2 separate regions of the Mus musculus genome follow, and region 2 is linked to region 1. Evidence: chromatin loops called from intact Hi-C (ENCODE). Cell type or tissue: left cerebral cortex. All regions are shown on one strand. Links, peaks and the distances in the headings refer to the core of each region. The heading gives the core; the rest is flanking DNA.

Region 1 (7,949 bases), core at 1,765-6,764:
TGATTTTAAAATTTAAACTGTTAAGCATTGATAAAAACTGGCCCTAGAAAACATAATGGAGGAGAGGGAGGGGAAGGGAGGAAAGTGCAGGAGAGGAGAAAGATTTGTGGGGGACACACCACATGAAGTTCAAAAAATGCTCTCCTGAAAGGTTCCCTTGTGAGATAGCATGGATTTACTTAATTTGTGAAGCCCACTCCTCTACAAGCCCTGATCCATGCATACAAACGGGAAGCTCTGGGAAGACTCTGCTGGCTTCTGAGCCCACTCGCCAGCAAGCCCTCCAGATGCCAACCTTCGGCCCTGAGCTGCTCCAGGAGAGGAGCGAGGCCTTTGCTGTGCAGCCTCCCCTTCCTTCTCTCACACCACACCACAGCTCAGGTCCAGCACCTCACTTGTCTGAGACCCAGGGAACTGAGAGAGAGGGAGGAAGAACGCTCAGAATTGAGCTGTGCAATCCTGGCCATTTAGGACTTCAGCGGGGATAAATCAGATTAGTGGTTTTCAGCCTGAAGCATTTCTGCCCTTCAGGAGACTTTTTGCAACAATCCTTAACTGTCTCAAGTGATACCTATTTCTATATCCAGATCCACATATAGGTATCTCTGCCTCTATATAGAGAGATATCTAGATAGAGATATCTAGATATACAGGTGATATATAGATATAAATGTATAGATGCATAGATATGTGGATAGATATATAATATGTAATATATATATATATATATATATATATATATATATATATATGGAGAGAGAGAGGAAGAGGGAGGGAGGGAGAGAGAGAGAGAGAGAGAGAGAGAGAGAGAGAGAGAGAGAGAATAAACTACTGGCAATCAAAGGTAGAGGCCATGGATATACGTTAGCATCCTTAATAGGGCAGAGTCTTCAGAGAATCATGAATGGAGACATCAGCAAAGCAAGATGGAGGAGCTCGTCCACTTGAAGATGGGAAGAGGATTCCTGTTTGAAGTGATTCTCCACTTCCTAGCAGAGGGGTCAGCCCTGTCTCTGATCTGATCATGAATGGCTTCCACCTCCCCAGCGCTGGGCAAGCCTCACCACCAAACCTTTACCTGCTCAGATTCTTCTAGCTCTTCATTCGGTTTAAAACTGTGTGTCATCTCAGCATCCCCTAAATAACTCAGTAATAGCTACACTCCTGTTACAGGCGTTGATATTATTGGTAACAATCTCAATGCAACAACAACATCAATTAATTTCCACTGAAATTTGGTGGGCATTGTGCTTAGTGTCCTATGTAAATTCTGTCCTTTAATGTCACACAGAAATTGAGCACAATTACCCAGTTTAAGTGAATGGTAAAAATAGTTTGTAAAGCCAGGACGGTGGATTCTAGCCATCTAAACTCTTAGCCACCAAACTCTACTGGGAAAAGGACTTCATCGCCAAAATAAACTTGGCAACCTGTATGTGGATTTCCCCAACTCAACGATAATTTATAGGAAATTTCATCCTGATCTTCAGGTTTGGTCTAATTTTAAAATTTGTCTTACAAATTCTAAATTCCAGCTCAAACCACGAGTTTTGAAGGCTGGACTGTGTCTCTCTGGGATGGAGTTTGAAACTATGCTTTGGAGGATGGCTTTGACCCCTGACTTCAACCTGGAGTCTATGTCCCTACAAAACCTAGGCTATTTCTGTATTAATGCTGGAGGCTGTAAGGTGAGGCCTGTGTGTGCTTTCAGACAATCGTCCTGTGGTCCAGGCGGCAGGACGGTGAGGTGAGCCCAGAAGTTCGCTGCCAAGGCTGCCTCCGCTCTTCCCTGCGCGCTGCGCTGCGCTTCAACTTGGCCTAGGGAAAGACCGAGATGGCAGGAGCAGGCTGCGCTCTTTCCCACTATGCGTCAGGGTCATCCACCAGAAAGCCGAAAACCAAGAATGGCAGGAAATGTAAGCCCTGGGAAAGAAACCTCCAGAGAAGAAACTTGGCTCCCGGGAGAAATGAACTGCTGTGGACTCAGCGCACCACAAATCACCACCACTTTCTGCAGGCCACTGGGAAGGAGCAAGACCCAGGGAGGGTGGCGATGGAATAGGGTGTGAAAGAGGAAGGGGTTCAGCCTCTACCTTTCTCTCTTAGTCTTGCCTCCCACCCCCAACTTGGCTCCCAGCACGGTTTGAAACTGTGTTTCTCACGGAGGGGCCTCTCGCGGAGCCTGTCCTTTGCGCAAAAGTCACCCATTCAGGTAATCTTGGTGGTGGCCTGGTTTTAAACCAGCCCTTCGAATCCACTGCAGCCTTCTTCATACTGAGAGTCATTGCTGCAGTCCACCCCTGAATCCTAGCCAAAGACACACTTGTGAGTTTCATGAAGCTGAAGGACTCAACAAATCTAACGAGGTGGTCATGTTAGCCAGGAAGCCGCTGAAGTCGTCCCAGCAACAAATCGGCAGTCGCTATTCTAGGGTCCTGAAAGCCTTGGCTGCCTTTAGTTTGGCACCATGACCTCTCCAGGGAGATCAGAAAACTAGTCCGAGTGAAGCTGAGGCTCGGATGGATGGGAATGGGAGCGGGGCCAAGGGTGCGCAGGGGCAAGTAACCAACCCCCTTCGATCTCCTGCACAAAAACCGGGGAATCAAAAGTGGCTTCTGGGGAGGGGGGGCGCACGCTGTTCTAGAGGAGAACTAGAGAGAGACCTTCGCACTGAGCCTGGTTTCAATGAGAAGACAATACAAGGGACCATCACGAATGCTGAGCAACCCTAGCTACACTTTTCCGCTCAAAAGAATCTTTGCCTAAATACAGCCGGTTCGTTCGTGGTTCCTCAGGGCGTGTTAGAGAACGGGTGGTGGGCTTCTGGAACAAAGAGAAGAGTTCTAGGTATCCAATAAGAAACAGATGGAGAGCACCTGGGTCCGCAGTTCGCCCAGCTTTGAGTCCGCGAACTGTAGTAACACCTGCTATTGGGTGTCTAAGCGCGTACGCGCTCACCGGCTCGGCGGAACTCCACGCATCTCATCTAATACAGATGCATAAAAAGCCCACACAGATCCCCGAGGAAAGCCGGAATCAGCTGGAATCTTGCGCCACCTTTCAGGGACCTTTTGCCTGAAAGCAAAACCGGGGCGCACCCTTCATAAAGGCTAGAGCAGCTCAAACCCTAAGAAGGTTGGATCCCTGGTCTCTACCCTTGGAATTAGCCAGGGAAGCATAGCATCTTTTGTTGGAGATCGGAGGGAGCAGCCAGCCTGCCCGCCCTGCACAGGAATACTGGGAAGGACACGGAGTTGGAGTAGAATCCCGGAGCTTCAAGAGAGCTGCGGGTGTGGGGAGGAGAGTGGCTACCTGTAAGTGGAGGAGCTGAGCTTGGATCTCTGCAGCGCCCAAGCAGAGAGTGCCAGCCCTTGCCTGTGCCTGCCTGGCCTACAGCCTAAGCCTGGGGACCCCAGAGGCAGGGGAATTTCTAAGAAAAAAAAAGTTTATTTAAAATTTTGTACATAAATAAATAAATAAATATCTTCTGGCATTACAGAGACGATACAATGACACAGTCAGTCAGTCCCCAGAGGGAGTCGGGGCCTGGACAATGGGGAGAGGTTGGTTACAGCGGCTTCATTTGAAGGGGGTTTAGAGCGTATTGGAAACAGAGTCATTTTCCCCAATACAATACCATGTGAGACAGTTCTCTCTGCTAGGGGGACTTCTTCGAACAGCAAGACCTGATCCCTGTTTAAGGGACAAACGGACAGAAGGGAGAGACTTCCTGAGGAGGGAAGGAAAAGTTAAGTCCATAGACGTGTTGCATAAAGGACCACAGTGGGGGGAGACGAGTTGGGGGCAAGAAAGAAATGTTAAAAGAAAAGCAAACAGCCACTCGCGGAGTGAAAAGCCCAGATTGACCGAGAAGGAGAGAATAGTGGAACCGAGGAAGCTTGAACCAGCCCAGAGTTGGCAGGCGAAGAGGCGCTGGCGGTCAGCAAGGCGCTGTGCTCCGGCCTGCGTGCCTGGGAGAAGAGGCTGTGTCCTAGGAGGAGGACTCAGCCTTCATCGCTTGGAGTCCTCCTAAACACCCTGAAGCCCAAGGGACAGGGGCACTGTCTTCAAGTGTCTGCTAAGGTCTTAGCTCTGCCTAAAGCTGCGCACCACCGCAAAGCCCAACGAAATCCGTCGGTTGGCCAGCGGGTGCCTGGGGACCAGTGCGGGAAGGGTCGGGGTGGGGGGTGGGGAAACCAATGGTCCTCTAAAAGGCGCACCTACGGAGTGACTGTGAGATCTCTGTCATCCTTCCCGGAGGAAGATGGAGACATGGGCAATTCGTCGTCGTCCTCTGAGCATTTGGCTGAGGAGAGCGAAGAGCACTTGCAGCCTTGCGGTGCGCCCCCGCCGGCCCCCGCCCCAGCTCCGCCGCGGTGGTTACTGCCTTTGCCTTCTTTCTTGTGCTTCACCCGGCGGTTCTGAAACCAGATCTTCACCTGCTTCTCGGACAGGTTCAGATAGGTCGCGATCTCGATGCGCCGCAGGCGGGAGAGGTACATGTTGGAGGCGAACTCTCGCTCCAGCTCCAGGAGCTGTGTGCTGGTGAACGCCGTCCGCATCCTCTTGCTGCTGGGCAGCTGGTTCGAGCTGCTGTCTGGAGGGCGATGGGGGGGGGGGGGAGGGAGGGAAAGAGAGAGAGAGAGAGAGAGAGAGAGAGAGAGAGAGAGAGAGAGAGAGAGATCATCAAACCTCTGAGCCTTGGGCCTAATTTCCCGCTGAACTGAGGCTAGCCTCAACCTTGGAATCAGGCACACATCCCTTCCATCCTTCCATTCATCACTCCACAGGCGGGTGCCTCCTTGCCAAGTCACAGACTCCAATTCTCCTCGGAATCGGTTGTCCCTAACACCCCTTTAAGGAACATCTCAAAGCTGGCCTTAACCCCTTCCCCTTCGCCCCAGGATCTTTCTGGCTTCTCCCCGGTTCCTACGTCCGGTCCCAGTCTAGCACTGTGAGCGCCCCTCGAGTATCCTCACCGTCCCCCATAGCGCGCCGTTTCCCCATCCCTAGCTCACTCACTTCCCCCCACCCCGGGACCACCGCCCCCCAATTTCGCGCGGGGACCCCGCTTACCCACAGAGATGCAGTGAAACTGTCTGGGATCCGGCAGCGGGTAGGAGGTCTGGTAGAGTGCAGCAGCTGCTGCGGCCGCAGCCGGGCCGTGGGCGACTCCAGGGGACACGGAGTGCTGGCGGCCCAGGGGTGCGTGGCAGTACTGCGATCCGAAGGGAGGGAAGGACGCCTTGAGTAGCGGCAGTGCCGGCGGCCCGGGGGGCCCGTGCAGCTGCGAAGCGGTGACACAGAGGGGACACACGCACAGCAAGCCGGCCTTGCGCGCGTGGCAGGCGCCCGGCGAGAGGCCGTGGAGCGCGTGCGGCGGCGGGACCGCGTAGGGGAAGAGCGGTGGCGGGCTGCCCTCCGGAGCCTTCTTGTCGCTGGCTTCCCGCAGCACAAGGGAATCCACCAGGAAGGAGCGCGGCATGGCTCCGGCGCGCGGTCCACCTGCCGCCAGCCCGCCCCTGGAGCCCGAGGGAACTGCAGATCCTGTCGTAGCTTCCCCTGGCCGCGGCCACCCGCAGCTTCCCGGGCCCCGGAGGCTCCACGCGCGGCTCAAGCCCGGGCTGGAATCACCTTGGCTGCTGCTGCGGGCACCTCCCGGAGCGGGCGAGGTGCTGGCCAGCGCTAGTGGTGCTGAAAGACGCCGGCGGCGCCGCTTAAATAGGACTATTGCCATGTGATGGGCTACGCCAGGAGCGGCCGGGGCCTCTCAATAGGGTTTTTGTGCCCTTTCTCTTGGCATTCACTCTGCACGCTTCCTCATTATTTCACTTGTTAACTAAATGAACTGCATAATGTACTCTATTCTTGTCAACCCCACCCACGCCGTAACAGGCGCACTCGCCCCCCTCCTCTTCCCTTTTCGGGTTTATTTTCTCATTCTCCCGCGATTTAATATTCTTTTCTTTCTCTTTATTTCTTACTTTCCTTTGGCTTTGCGCTGGCGATCGGTCCATTTATCTTATTGATTTCCGCACCCGTGCTGCCTCGCTTGCACAGATCCCCGTGGGCGCACACCCATCTCCTCTGCCCACTTGATCCTGGTCCCTTTCTTTCTGTTACTTCTTCCTTGCTCGTTCCCCCCACCCCAGTTCCACCAAGTGTATCGCTTTCGCTTAGTTCTCGAAGCTCAGCTCTGCATCCTATGAAGCATCCTAATGGGCGGCCACCATTCCCACCTGTGGAGTCTCTTCTCTCGCACTATTTGGAGACAGAAAAACAAGGTTTCTGAGTGCGCCTCAGAGGATGAGAGAAAGGCTCCCTAGTCCTCATTGGAGACTAACCTCATCTCTGTCCGTGTTTTCTCAGAAAATCAAAGGCTCCCAATTTTGGTGTTGCCTGTGACTCCTCATCTTTGTTCGGTGGACCCTTGGCCAACCAGCTCTTCCCTTCAACAACAGGGCCGTGTATGTAAAGAAATAGCAACAAAACAAGTACGCGGGTGGGTAGTCTTTGAAAATACGGACAGATACATAGCAAGGGGAGTGAGAGCCGAATTCGTGGGTATGAAGCTTTCCCACCCCACCAAACGTGGTGAGTGTGGATGGTGTAGACTCTCACAGACGTTGCGCGCGCACTCTCCACTCGCACACACTCCACTAGACACGCCGGTGCACTCGAAAGCGTTGCTTCCCACGGCTGGAGAGAAAGGAAGAGCACTCTTCTGTCTTTCCCAGTTTCTGTTGCCCTTTGCTTCCTCCTACCGTCGCCGCACTCTTTTTTTTCTTTCTTTCTGGTAACACAATGGTTAAACAACTTCAAATGCCACGCTCTGTGTACACAGCTTCAGTTTTTTAAAAAAATCATCCCGGGATTCAGAGCTGTCTCTGTCCCTGTGCGTTTAACATACAATGAGAAATTAGCATAAAAGATTTCGAATTTACTACTTTCGATTTTACAAATCGCCACAGTCACCTGCTCTGAACCGTGAACGGAATCGTGAGACCAAGAAAGGGGAGCTTTACGGAGGGGGTGGATGAATCAGTGCAAGGCCGCCCAAACCCGAGGCCTCTGTATGGGTTTGCAGTGTTCATGACATCCGAGCCGCCACAAACAACTGGTTAAAAAAATCAAAGATGATTTGTTATGGGAGAGGGTGTGTGTGAGAGCAACTGCCTCGACAATGGGAGGGTCGCCATAGGGGGAGCTAACCTGCGTGGAGGGCGTGCCATCTCGCCATCTAGCAAGAGTGAGGGCTCAGTGGTCCCCTGGTGCTTGGCATGCGGTGCCCCCAAGCTATGGTCTCGGCCCCAAAGCTCCCGCAAACCAGCCGGTACGCATCAATGCAGCCTAATTCCCGTTCTAATTGCTCTCTGGGAAATTTGGGCTGGGCTGGGTGGCGGGAGAGCTGAGACTAGAGAGGGGCTCCCCGCTGGGCTGAGGCGGGTTAGGGCGGAACGGGTGTGGACGCTGCCCGAGGGTAGAAGGGGGAGGCTGCTGCGCTCCAAAGCTGGCAAGTCAGCCGAGGTGCCAATGCAAGGGCTCTCCTGGGAGCTGCCGAACGCCCCAAGCGAGGAAAGGGTTAAGAGCCCTTGAATACAAGCAAGGCCAAAGCTACTGGGAAAGAATATGGGGGGGGGGGGGGGAGAATAACCAGTTTCCCCCTCTCCCTCCAGCCCCTAGACCTTATTGAATGTCATTGAAGAAAGTTTTGAATGCCAGATAAAGAGAGGCGAATTAAAGTGTGTGACAGCGGAGGATAAGCAAACACAAAGAGAACTCTGTCACACTTTGGGACAAAATCCGTGGGCTTTTTACCAAGTCTCTTCGCTATGATTGAATTAAGTAATAGGAAAACATTTTCTTTCAGTTTAGAACCATTAGACAAAACCTTCAAAGCGAATAACACTTTTTAATGTGCGGCCCCACAGTGGACCGGGGTTTGTGCC
Region 2 (7,949 bases), core at 1,381-6,380, 530 kb before region 1:
GAAAAAGACACAGACTCCCTCCCTTGGGACCCGCGCGGCCCCGCGCTCTTTCCGAAGGTGCCTGGCAAGGCGTCCGGTTCCCTCGGACGCTCCGGGTCCAAGTGCCTTAAGCGGAGGGTCTCTGGCGCCTTCCTTCGCTGTCTGGCAACAGTCTGGCGGGGTCAGGGACCGGCGGGACCGCTCGGGAGAGGGCTCGACTGCGCCTCGTTCCTCGGTGCCAGGGACACCGTCGCGGGAGGCGCGGCCAGCTTCCCTAGGATAAGACTTCCCGCCCCGGGGGCAGGGCGGTGCACTTAGACGGTCCCCTCCTCAGTTTCGGGCGGTCACCAGAGCTGAGTAAGCTCGGTGGAGGGAGCTGGGTAAGGATTTCCTGAGAGCGATGGGCAGGAGGGGCTGGGGCAGCAGAGCACAGAGCAAGGACCCTGAACCTGCGAACCTGTCCGGCGACCCGCGCGCCTAGCGCCACCGCACGCGCGCTCTGGCCCCCGGGCTACCCGCCCTCGCCGGCCCCCGCCCCTCCGGGAGGAAGAAGAGGGTAGGTGGGGAGGCGGATGAGGGGTGGGGGACCCCTTGACGTCACTGGAAGGAGGTGCCGGGGTAGGAAGTGGGCTGGGGAAAGGTTATAAATCGCCCCCGCCCTCGGCTGCACTTCAGCGAGGTCCTTGAGAGGCTCGGAGCGCGGTGGCGGACACTCCCGGGAGGTAGTGCTAGTGGTGGTGGCTGCTGCTCGGAGCGGGCTCCGGGACTCAAGCGCAGCGGCTAGCGGACGCGGGACGGCGAGGATCCCCCCACACCACCCCCCTCGGCTGCAGGCGCGGAGAAGGGCTCTCGCGGCGCCAAGCAGAAGCAGGAGGGGACCGGCTCGAGCGGCTGCGCCGTCGGCCTCGGAGAGCGCGGGCACCGGGCCAACAGGCCGCGTCTTGCTCACCATGGTCAGCTGCTGGGACACCGCGGTCTTGCCTTACGCGCTGCTCGGGTGTCTGCTTCTCACAGGTGAGGCGCGCCAGGGACCATGAGTTGGAGTTCGGCGGGGATGGGCAGCCACGGGGTGGTCCGGGGGAAGCGAGCTCCGGCGGGAGCCGGGGACACTTGTAGCAGCGGGTACGCCTCGGGACACACGTCTTCCCCTCCACCCCCCAAGTGGGCGCCGCTGGAAGTTGGCATCACCGCTTAGACTCTCCTTAGCTCCACGCTGGGGTCAGAGCCAGAGTGCCTGCCGGGTGTAGCCGGAGCCGCTAGTCCCCTACCGGGTTCCCGGGTAGGCGCTCACTCCTTAGACTCTGGGAGTGCAGATCACCACACGGGTGGACCTTTCAGCATCCAGAGCCTGCTCCTAGGCTGCAGCAGAGTCCTCAAGGGCTAGTTGGAGCAAGCTAGATGTCAGAGAGGCTGCCCGGGGCTGGACAGAGGTGGGGTCGTTAGCGATGAGCTCGCTCCACCAGAGCAAAGGAGGACGAAATTGGGAGGGGTCCCGTGCCCGCGGCGAGCAGATGGAGCCCAGAGAAGGGCCAGCTCTGACTCCCGTACCCGCTTGGGTCCGTCCGGAGGAAGCTGGGGAACGCACAGTCTGCAGGGTTTCTTCCCAGCAGTTCGCGGAGCGCCGTCTCCCGGGTGGGGCCTCCGCGGTGTGGGGCGGGTGTGCGGTCCAGGTCCTCGGAGTGAGTGAGTGACCCAAAGCGACCCGGCAGCAAGTTTTGGAATTTTAAGCCCTACCTTTAGGTTATGAATCTAGAAGAAAAAACAAAAAAACAAAACCACCTGACAATTTAGACTGAAAGCTGTGGTTTAAGTAGTAGGTGAAGTTTGCGACCTCCTAAATCAGCGTTCTCTAGGATATGAAAAGCGCGGGGCGGGGGGGGGGGGGCGACCGATCAGGGGCCGGCAGATTTTAGGAGCATTTAATGTGGAGACCGTCGTCATCCAAGGGTCAAAAAGCTGGAGGGACCTCGGGAACTCTAACTCCAGGTCTGCAGGCGGGAGGTCCCTTTGCGCAGAGACGCATACCAGAGCGTCTTTATTTAAACCAGCGTGGTTGGGAAAGAAGATAGAGACTAAAGAGTCAGGTAGAATAGTAGTGGCCCCAGAAAGAAAGGCAGCAAGGTTTTAAAAGACAGTAAAAATAAGCCTTTTGAAATGGGAAGACTGTACTTCGTTTCAAAGTAATGAACAGGGGTTTATAATTAAAACGGACTAAAATGGCAAAGCCAGAATCCGACGTGGCTGGTTAGGTTCTAAAATAATGATATTAAACGAGTTATTGTATTTTCTATTTCACAAATATTTTCGAAGAGCTGCTTATACGGAAATGCAACCGCTTAGAGAGTTTAAATACTGATTTATTATATAAAGACAAAACTAGCTTAAAAAATTACTGCAAACCCTTAAGTTACAGGGTGGGGGGAACAGGCGTTTTATTGGATTTTCTGCTTGACACATGTCTCTACTTTTTAATTTTAAAGCGTGGTTGGTTTTGGCTAAGCGTAATTTTATCTGTGTTTTCGAACAGTGGAGGCAGATTGAAGCAGTTCAGGGAAAGTGTACAAAGTCGCTTTGCGCCGCTAGCCAGGCGCTGAGCCCCATCAGGTGTTCTAGCCTCGATATTTATTAGTTACCAACGCCCTAACTACCATAATTACCGGTCCTCTCTGTAGCTATCGAGACCAGTGTCTCTATAAAAGTTCAGTCTCCTCTTCAAGGCTTAAGACAACACACTCTCGTTTAAGTCCACACCCTTGATTAGCTCCACACCAGTGTGCTCTCTTGCGCTGGCTCATCTCTCTCATCCCCTCTGTCTCTGTCTCTGTCCGGCTCTGTCTGTCTGTCTGTCTATCTGTCTGTCTGTCTTACGCGCCGCTCTCTCTCTTTTCCCTTCCCCCTCATTTCCTCCTTCCCTCTCTCCTTCTCCTGTTCTCCCTTACTTTTAAGCAGCTGACATTTAGAGTTTGGTAGAACTAATTAGAAATACTTAAATTGTGAGCTTGGGGTGTGTGTATTGTATTCCCAATAGTAACTCTGAGTTAAAATAAAAATTATGCAAATAGTAGCAGCCAGGTGTGAGTGCCCTGTCTGTATCCTGAGAACTCAAGGCCTAAGGCAGAAGGGTGGTGAGTTCTAACCAAGAGTGGACATTGGCTATGGAGCCAATTAAAGTCAGCCTGAACCACACAGGGAATCCCTTTCTCAAAAATAATAATTAATAATAATACCTATTCCCAAATTGGTTAGAATGCATTTTTTAATATATAGTTTTACATAGTGATTTCTAATTTTTTTCTCCAAGGCTTACACAGTTGTGCTTTTCCAAAAGTTGCATATTTTAAATGGTTATTATTTGGGACCCTTGTGGGTCCATGTTGTTTTCCAACTTATCAATCATCTTGCAGATAAACTGTGAACTAGGCTTTCTATTAAAAAAATTATTAGTGCAGCATTTTTTTTTCTGGTTGAAAAGTCTTTAATAGGCTATATAGTTTCTTTTTAAATGATCCCCAATTGGCATTTTTCTTTTAAAAATGGAGAAATTTTGTTTTTTTGTTTGTCTGTTTGTTTGTTTTCTCTATGCAAGAGTTTCTTTGTGTACCCCGGGCTGTCCTGGAACTTACTCTGTAGACCAGATTGGCCTCTGCCTTCTTAGTGCTGGGATTAAAAGTGTGGGCTGCCACCACCTGGCCTAAAACTATGGTTGACTTCCGAAGGCTCCTTTTCAACTATAACATTCAGTGAAGGAATTCCACAAAGCAAACAGATGGGGTCCTTCCGGTTTCCCGGCTCCCTGCCATTCTTCTGCATGTTAATGGGTGCTAAGCCCTTTGACACCCTAGCTGATGAGCTAGGCTGCTGCTGCCATCGGGGTCACACCTCATCTTTCTCTCTGGTAGAATGTACTAGACCAACCAATTAACTGAGTCTTTAGTGGGCTTCCTTTTGCATTGCAGGGGGTGCAGGGGTGGTCTGATGGAGGATGTGTCCCAGATGCCTCAGCCACTACATCACTATCTTGGGTCTTTTTTTTTTTTTTTTTTTCCCTAGCAGAATGTGTAACTATGACAGAGGCTAAATCACATTACCTATACTGAGGACATCTGTCTCTTTAACCTCCCACCCCTTATTTCTTTCTTTAAAAAATTAATCTTTTTAATTTCTTTTTTTTTTAAACAGCTATGTTCTAAAACTGTTCCAGATTACAACAAGGCTAGTAAACCTCTTATTTAATAATTAAACCTATTTTTTTGTGACTTCTAAAAGACCAACCAAGTCATTACTTTTTTTTCCTCTCCGAAACTATGGGGACAATTTCTGAATCCTTGAATGTGTATAATATAGAACTTGAAGTGATATGTATACCCCGCTCCCCCCCCCCCAAAAAAGAAAAAGGCTTTATAGTGACACTTGCCCCCCTTCCCTTCAGAAAAGTGGTTCTGTGGAGGGAAACTATGTGGCTGATCTCTACCCTGGCTTTTGCGGTAAAGCTAAGAGAATACAAAGTAACAGGACAGGCAGGGGTTTTGATTGTGTGTGCAGGTGAGCCTCGGGATAAAAAGGGAGTTCGAGGAGCTGGGAACTAGTGAGCAGGGTTTGGCTCAGCACACACTAGGTGCTGTGTGGTTGGCGGCACACACTAGGTGCTATACTGTCATCGCAGGCTGAGAACCATTTTTCAATGTCCTTGATAGTGTGTAGAGAGGAAGAGGACATTTGAAGATCACAGCGGGCTCTATTTTAAGTAAAAATATATTATACCACGAGCAGCTGAAAGCATTTAAAAACAAAACAAAACAAAACCGTATTGTGTTGGATTTAGCTTAACAGAGCAGAGCGGCTCGTGAGGAAAGATGTGGCCCCTGCCAGACACTTTCCAGGACTGCCGTGGAGGCCGAATCCTGCGGTTCCTGGGATGCTGCACCCTGATGATTAAATGGCTGGACTTTGTTCCAGACCGAAGGAAGGGAAGGAAATGGGAGGAATGGAGTATTTGAGGGAACTGGAGAGAGAAGCCTCAGACTTAGCATGCAGCACTGTCGGGGGTGTGTGTGGGTGTTCATTAAGGAAATGGTTCTACTCCGTCTGCTGAAGATAGTGAGCGAGGTTTCCTGCATTGTTGCTGGCCGGATGTGTGTGTGTGTGTGGGGGGATGTCAAGAATTTCTGGGCATTTCCCATCTGCCTTTGCAAACCTGGATGCTTGAAGACCATTTCTGATTCCTGCCTCTGTCTTCCATGCCAGGCTCCTTGGGAGGGAGACTCCTCGATCTTGGCTCTCACACACACACATTTGTTGTAAGAGTTCCATGGGGGCTCAGGTTTGAAAGTGGAGAGAGCAGTTTTGGGATATTTTCTCAGGCCCCGCGTTGGCCAGTGGCAGACCCAGGATGATCCCCCCTGAAGGTCAATCAGAAGTCCACATTTCTGCCGCATCTGTGCATTTCCTCCACGCGGACAAAGTGGGGAGGGAGATGCAGATATTCATTGACTGAGCACTTCCATCCATCTTTCCTGAACCATGATATCTACTCACTTTTATAGTAGTAGTAGTAGTAGTAGTAGTAGTAGTAGTAGTAGTAGTATTTTGTGGTGCTGGGGATCAAATCTAGCACCTTTCAGTAGCTCAGCAAAGGCTCTCCCATCGAGCTGCCTTCCCAACATCACCTTAACTATGAGATTTCTTCCACTAAAGCTCATTGGAGAAGGCATTACATTCAGAACCTCCATGCCCCATGGTACACATCTCTGCTCTCAGCACTCGGAAGGTAGAGGCAGGCTGATCTCTGTGAGTTCAAGGCCAGCCTGGTTTACAGAGTGAGTTCCAAGACAGCCAGACCTATACAGAAAGACCCTGTCTTATAAACACAACACAACAAAAAGACAAAAAGCAAAAAATCCAAAAACAAACAAACTTAGAAAGTATAGCTGCTTAGTAGCCCATGAACATATTTATAAGATTTTCCTCTGTGAGCCCTTGGTTTAATACTCTCTGTGCTGGTTTAATCTGTCATTTGGTCCCTCGACCTTCTGTTCCACTTATGCCAACTCTGCCCCTCCTTCTTAGGGCTGGGCCACCTCTGAGATCATTGGCCCCCTTCTCAATTCCCCCCTCCCTACCAGGGAAACCCAGGGCAGCAGGGCAGCTCCTCCTGGTAGCACTAGACAGAGTGGGGGCTTCACCTTGCCACTGCCACCGTCCTGGGACCCAAGTATGCAGCCTCCTGTGGTTGCTGTCACCTGCACCATTTGTATGTTAGCTGCCTGTATGTGTCCTTCCTCTTTGGGGAAGAGCCTGTTTCTAAGTTCTTCAGAAATGTTGCTGGGGAGGATAAGTGAGTAGGGTCACCACACAGCCCTCTCAAGGACACCTCTTAGAGTAAGGTATGCTTTATTTAATTCCTGTTTGTTCATGTGTTCTTGCCTGCCCGCGGGGCCTCTGGGATTACTTAATGAGATTGTTCCCAATAGCTGTATGCGTGTGGGACATCACACCTTACTCCATAAGCATGTGGTTTTCTCAGTTAACAATTAAAAGAAAATTAAGGGCTAGAGAGATGACTCAGTTGAGTCAACAATGACTGAGAGCAGTTGTTCCCCCCGGAGACCAGAGTTCAGTTCCAGTACCCATGTTGGGCACCTTTTCGGCTCCTGAAGGTCAAATTCTTTCTTCTAGTCTTCTGAAAGTATCCCCACACAGGGCTAGCATGCAGACACAAGCACACCATTTTTTTAAAAAAGACTTTTTTACTTACTTAATGTATATGAGTGTTCTGTCTTCACTCGCACCAGAAAAGGGAATCAGACCTCATTACAGATGGTCAGGAACCACCATCTGGGTGCTCCCAGGGGCAGGTGAACTCAGGACCTGTGGAAGAGCAGCCAGTGCTCTGGACCACTGAGCCATCTCTCCAGCCTCACACATCAAGTTTTTAGATTAAAACCTTAAACGTAAGGAAAGAACCGGTCAATAGCTGAAAATAAAACTACAATCTCTGAACTTATTTCTTTGCTTATTACATTTAGATATTTACTTTTATTTCATGTGCACTGGTGTTTTACCTGTGTGTATGTCTGTGTGAGAGTGTCAGAGACCCTGAAATGGGAGTTACAGAGGGTTGTGAGCCACTGGGTAGGTGTTGGGAATTGAACCTGGGTCCTCTGGAAGAACAGCTAGTGCTCTTAACCTCTGAACCATCTCTCTAGCCTCTATCACTGAATTTTTAAAAAAATAGATCTGTATCTCTGATCTGAGCTCAAGTTGGTCCCTGTCTTTACTGTACCCCAACCCTGTACATGCTCACAACACACTCCAGCACTCTTCTTAATAGCCAACAGTTTAAGTGTATGTATGCATGCATTCTCGAACACACAGGCGCACGCACACACACACACAGGCACACGTGCACGCACACACACACACACACACGCACACACAGGCGCACACATACACACACACACGCACACACAGGCGCACAAACACACACACACACTCGCTCACAGTATATAAGAACTGGTCATTTGCAAAATCCCCAGGTGCTTTTTATTGCCACATTCAAAATGGAGAAATATGGATTTAGTGAAGGATTTGTGGTCATCTCCAATACCAGGGTCCGGTTCTCTGCCCTTACACTCTAGTGATGGCCTTTGGCTGTGCGGTTAAGACACAAAGGCCAGGCTAGCCACAAGCCTTTCCTGGCTCCCCCTTAAGTCTGATGGCCAGTGGGACTCCTGCATCCTATTCCTATTCTCTACACAGACTCAGGCTTAACCCAGCCCTCCAGTCAAAGCAGATAGATGTCATCCTAAGGAAGCCATAACTAATCAAATGACTGATGTCTTAGAAAACATGGATTTGGTGGAGAATGGTAAGAACAGCATTAACTAGCCAAGCTTTAACAAGAAATGAAGCTCTGCGAGGCATTCGCTTCCAAATGCTGGAATGAACACCAGCGGTGTTCGATACCATTT

Evidence for each region. A loop is a pair of places that touch in the nucleus more often than their neighbours do. Peaks named below come from ENCODE experiments on the same cell type or tissue, not always from the same donor. Only the 100,000 strongest peaks of a DNase experiment are listed, where the experiment ranks them.
Region 2: a loop joins it to region 1, with 5 times the contacts of the local background. A loop is called at or near these places in 3 of 42 quality-filtered maps.

Annotation. Positions count from the first base shown.
Region 1 is chr5:147,186,426-147,194,374 of GRCm38, reverse strand. It overlaps Gsx1 (GS homeobox 1), which reads right to left and starts at 5,679. Exons shown (of 2, transcript NM_008178.2): 1 at 5,077-5,679; 2 at 3,428-4,597. The coding sequence starts at 5,485. The coding sequence ends at 4,221. In left cerebral cortex, for the core only: no CTCF peak of the experiment used is centred there; DNase peaks (open chromatin) are centred at 4,266, 5,729, 6,293, 6,551 and 2 more places; H3K4me3 peaks cover 608 bases.
Region 2 is chr5:147,718,715-147,726,663 of GRCm38, reverse strand. It overlaps Flt1 (FMS-like tyrosine kinase 1), which reads left to right and starts at 653. Exons shown (of 30, transcript NM_010228.4): 1 at 653-993. The coding sequence starts at 930. In left cerebral cortex, for the core only: a CTCF peak has its summit at 3,668 (motif pointing left); no DNase peak of the experiment used is centred there; H3K4me3 peaks cover 3,171 bases; H3K27ac peaks cover 1,120 bases.